Linked DNA regions of Mus musculus: region 2 is linked to region 1. Evidence: chromatin loops called from intact Hi-C (ENCODE). Cell type or tissue: heart. All regions are shown on one strand.

Region 1 (2,500 bases):
GTGGCAGCCAGCCTAAACTGTGCGATTACAGGTATGGCTTTTATGGGAGGCAGGATTGTAAACAGTGGGTGGTGAGACCTAAATTCATCTCAGCAAATGGCCCAAACTATTCACGGCATCCCTGGCGTTTGAAGCAAGTCTCATGTAGATGTTGGTTGGTGTTTTTGTTTGTTTTTATTTTTGTTTTTACCCTTTGTGAGACAGTCTCTCCCCTGTGGCCCGGGCTAGCCTCAAACTCACTAAGGATAGCAGATGACCTTGAACTTTTAATGCTTCGCCTCCCCGTGCTGAAAATACAGGTTTGCATCACCTGAACCAGTTCATGAGGTGCTGGGTATCCAACCCAAAAGCCTTAAGCATGTTATTCAAGCTCTCTAACAACTGAATTCCACCACCAACACCACCCCTAAATTCCCACCCCTGCCAAGGCTCTTAATTTTCATCAAAGGCCTGTTTAAGTGCTGCCTGGCTCGTGGCTACTCTGTAGCATCCCACTTTACATAAGGAAGAATGAAGGGTACACAAAGAACCTTATGCCAGTCACAAAACCAATTTGTTCTTGATTTGGAACTATGAAAACAAGGGTCAACCCAAAGCAGGGCTTTAAATTTCTGTAGCTATTGTAGCGATTGGTGTCATAGTCAAGTGTTTGACACACAAGACGGGAAAGGAGATTTACGTTTTCCACTCATTTATTTATGGGGTGTGGGGGTGCAAAGTGAGCTCCCTTCGAGTTCTGTGGCTCCTAACTCATCAGGCTGTTGGGCTCTCTCCCCAGTCTTGAAAGGACATTTCTGTTGTCAGATCTTTCAGGACTAAGTGTCAGATGAGTCACCTGAGCTAACCTGACTGCTTTCCTGGCTTCAGCATGCACACTGAACAAGGAATCTTGCGCGGTGAAATGCTGTGTGGAACAGGCTTCCTATTGGAAGGGATTGTAGGTATTGGAAGCTGGTGGACAGCAGAGCTGCCCTGCAGATTATCTCCTCCTCACTGGTTCCACACTTGAGAAAGCTGAAGATAAAGTGGGGCTGGTTCCCCAAGACTTCCAACACCCAGCCTTGTCAGAGCCTTGTCTGGTCTTCACTGCCCAACAGGCTTTATTTTGGACAAATAGAAACTCCCACACACGCTTTCAAGTTAATAGCTCTGAAGCTACTGTGAGTGCTTTCGCGTTGCATGTGTGTGTTGGTGTTGGTATCTGTACACAAGTGCAGATACCCACAGCGGCCACAAGGAGGTATCGGCCTCCCCTGGAGCTGATGTTGTAAGCCTTCCCAGCGTGGGTGCTGGGGATCAAAGGGCCCTGTGTGAGAGCAGTTGCACACATTTATAACCGTTGAGCCATCTCTCCTTTCTGTCCTCTTTAAAAAGTCGTGTTATGAACTTACTATCTCTGCTGGGACACATTGAGAGCATTGTTAATGATGATGCCAGAAGATAAGCTAAAATCAAAGTCATCACAGTCAGGCAAAGACATGTGGTCACGCTATTTCTGAACCTGACTTTTTTTTTAAGGTTTATTATTATTATTTTACCTGTATGCTTGTGGGTCTTTTACCTGCAAGTTTATCTGCATTGCATGTATGCTTAGTACACATGGAGGCCAAAAGAAAGCATCTGTTGCCCTGGAACTGGGGTTACAGAGGGATGTGAGCTGCCATGCAGGTGCCAGGAGTCAAGCCTAGGCTCTCTACAGGAGAGCATCCAGTGCCCTTAATCACAGAGTCATCCCTCTAACCTTAAAAAATGCCTAGATATTGGGAGGCAGAGGCAGGCGGATTTCTGAGTTCGAGGCCAGCCTGGTCTACAGAGTGACTTCCAGGACAGCCAGGGCTACACAGAGAAACCCTGTCTCGAAAAACCAAAAAAACAAACAAACAAAAAACTTAGTAAAGAAATTCATGAATATATTCTAGTTTTTAGAAACTTAACTGACACCCAAAAATAACAGGGTTAGAAGTTCAGGCCTTCCCAGCCTTAGTCTTGTCTTCCCAGAGGAAATTATTATGAAATACTTGAGTGGATATTTTTGCAGATTATGTTCAGTAATAATATACTATTTTTAGGTTGCAATTCTCTTTTATAAGGCCACCACCATGGGTAGCCCTATCAGGAGGTTTTGAGAGGTTCTTCAGGGCATTAGAGTTGTTTTATATGCACTGGTGTTCTGCCTGCATTCATAATTATATACCCCATTCATGTTTGGTATCCCCAGGTCCCTAACTAGAGTTCTAGCTGCTTATGAGCCACGGTGTGGTTGCTGGGAGTCTAACCCAGTGCTCTGCAAGAGTAATAAATGCTTTTAACTGCAGAGCCATCTCCCCAGCCCATGCCCTTGCTTTTTCAACACTATAGGTTTTTGTTTGCTTGTTTTTTGGGTTTTGTTTTTATTTTGTTTTGTTCCAAGAACAGCATTTTCTGAATAGAAAACTATGTGGCTCTCCTCAATTTATCCCTTACTGCTTATCTCCCTGTGACAACAATTTACATGCCAAAT
Region 2 (2,500 bases), 56 kb after region 1:
CTAACCAAGGACTGTGCTCAGAGCCCTGCCTGGAGGATCTGTCAATACTAAATGTCAGCTTCTATTCTAATACATTTCTTTTTCTCCTACTCATTTTACAGCTCATGAAATCCAAGCAAGGGGGACAGCAAGTGGCCCAGCTCACAGAGACGTAACAATCTGGAACAGCTGATTCTGTAACGGCAGGGTGAGGTCGCTCACCCTACCACAGCAAACAGCCTTGAAAGTAGACAAAATATCAAAGGTGCTGGAGAACTAAGAAAGCCTTGGCATTTCCAGAAGGGGACCCAACGAAGGAGCCCAACACCCAAGGCTGTCCTCCCCAGGGGAGACTTCCAGGAGGGGGAAGGAAGCTGGGTGAGGCTTTGTCACCTCCAGCAAGGCAGGGACAAATGCACAACTGTACTTGGCCACCCCAGGCCAGGGCCACTGAGGGCTGAGAATCAGGGTAAGCTGGCCACTGGGGCTTGAAAGAACTACACTGATTCAAAACTGTCTGGCTCTCAGCCACCTCCAGGAGCAAGTTTCCTATGTCCCTGCTAAGATAGATCGGTGCCATACAGAGATGAGAAGGGACACTCCACCATCAGTCATGAGGGCTGTCATGAAGGGCTCACACACTCTGCCAGCACCTGACACCTACTACTTCTAGAGCAACACGGAAAAGTAGACATCACTCAGACACGACAGAAGGATGTCGAGGAATCAGGCGACTCAGCCAAGACCACATTGTTAGTAACTGGCACAGGTTACTAACAATGGTACTAAATTTATAAACAAGTGACCAAACTGTGTGTGCTAGGAATTTCTACAAAAAAAAAAATATTATAATAGCATTTCCTTCCCCTAATGAAGCAGCTCAACACACAGTAGCTCTCTCTTCTACTTTCCTGCTTCCTCTACTCCATCAGAGCTGGACCTAACCTTGGGGCTGGATTTGCACCATCCACTGGCACTCGTTAAGGGCCGGATACAGAGATCAAGGCTGCGCAAACTGTAGCCAGAAAGCCCAGATCAGTGATGTTTGGCTCAATCTCTTTGACACAACCCTTCCCCCACCTCAGGTCTCCAACAGTGGCGGAGATAGATTTGGGTCAAAGGGCAAATCCAGGCAGAACTACCTCCCGGGCTGGAAGAAACATACGGGTGCTAGCAACTGACTCAATTCCAGAATTGAGTGCACTATGAGCCCTCCACACTAAAAAGGTTATCCACCATTAAGCAAACACAGATAACAGTCCCCTCATTGTGGATGGGGGTCCACTGCACCCCACTCCAAATCAAAGAGAGGCAGCTTGAGGACTGGTCAAGGATACAGAACTCTGGGAAGCCTGGGAGAGCTTGTGGCAGACCAAGGACCTGGGTCCTCCACGGGGGAGAGAGGGGAATCCTGAGTCTGCACCCCCAAACTAGTAGCCGTGATACTCAAGACTGAGCACGCTTGCCAGGGTCTGGCACTGAGACAGGAAGAACAGCAGCTGGGTTGAAAAACATATGGGCAGGAGGTTGGCAGGAGGAATCCTGGTATCGGGATTAAAAAGTCAGCAGGAATGGCCGCTCACTCCTGGCTGGGGAGGCCCCTCATGCCCCCACTTACTTCTGCCTTGGTAAATATGTACTTATACAGCAGGGTACTACTACAGGGATTGATGGCAAGTCCACTTGACTGGGACAGAGACCAATCTGGACACTTTGTCCTGCCTGGGGCTGCCCCAGAGCACAGACCAGGGTGCCCAAGCCCAATAATAGAACCGGTAGGTAGTAACTTACATGGAAATCTTGCAGAGAGTTGACTTATCCACTTTCGCTTCTTTTATTACATTCATTTAGTTGTGTGTACACGTACACACACACACACACACACACACACGATCACATGCATACGGATTGTCGAGTCAAAGACCAGCTTGCTGGAGTTGGTTCTCTTTTTACCATTGGTCCCAGAGATCAAACTCAGGCCAGAGCCTTGGTAACAAGTCCCTTTACCAGCCAAGCCACCTCCTTGGCCACTGGTTATTTGTGGTTGTCTTTCTGAGACAAGAGTCTCACCCTGTAGCTGACCTGAAACGATGTAGTCCAAGCTGGCCTCAAACTCATGATTTATCTGCCTAAGCCTCCCAAGGGCTGGAATTACAGGCATGAGCCACTACACCAGCTTCACTTCACCCAAGGTTCACTGTAACTGGAGCATGCCTTTTTTTTTTTTTTTTTTTAAGATTTATTTATTTATTATATGTAAGTACACTGTAGCTGTCTTCAGACACTCCAGAAGAGGGAGTCAGATCTTGTTACAGATGGTTGTGAGCCACCATGTGGTTGCTGGGATTTGAACTCCAGACCTTCGGAAGAGCAGTCGGGTGCTCTTACCCACTGAGCCATCTCACCAGCCCTCACTGTAACTGGAGACCATCATGTTCCCCATTTTATTCTTCTGTAGCTGGAAGCTACTGCTGGGGGTCACAATTTAAACCAAGATCTTGGCACTGAATCTGGGAGGGAC

The links. Hi-C counts contacts between places; a loop is a spot of excess contacts. Peaks named below come from ENCODE experiments on the same cell type or tissue, not always from the same donor. Only the 100,000 strongest peaks of a DNase experiment are listed, where the experiment ranks them.
Region 2: a loop joins it to region 1, with 2.7 times the contacts of the local background. A loop is called at or near these places in 7 of 42 quality-filtered maps.

The regions. Positions count from the first base shown.
Region 1 is chr11:89,057,462-89,059,961 of GRCm38, reverse strand. Dgke (diacylglycerol kinase, epsilon) reads left to right here. Exons shown (of 11, transcript NM_019505.4): 1 at 1-31. Among named protein-coding and RNA genes, the nearest start is that of Dgke, 2.0 kb to the left of the region's middle. In heart, a CTCF peak has its summit at 1,234 (motif pointing right); no DNase peak of the experiment used is centred here; H3K4me3 peaks cover 1,406 bases; H3K27ac peaks cover 668 bases.
Region 2 is chr11:89,001,806-89,004,305 of GRCm38, reverse strand. All of the region lies in intron 1 of Trim25 (tripartite motif-containing 25), which reads right to left. Among named protein-coding and RNA genes, the nearest start is that of Gm11496, 3.6 kb to the right of the region's middle. In heart, no CTCF peak of the experiment used is centred here; DNase peaks (open chromatin) are centred at 325, 623, 985 and 1,447; H3K4me3 peaks cover 8 bases.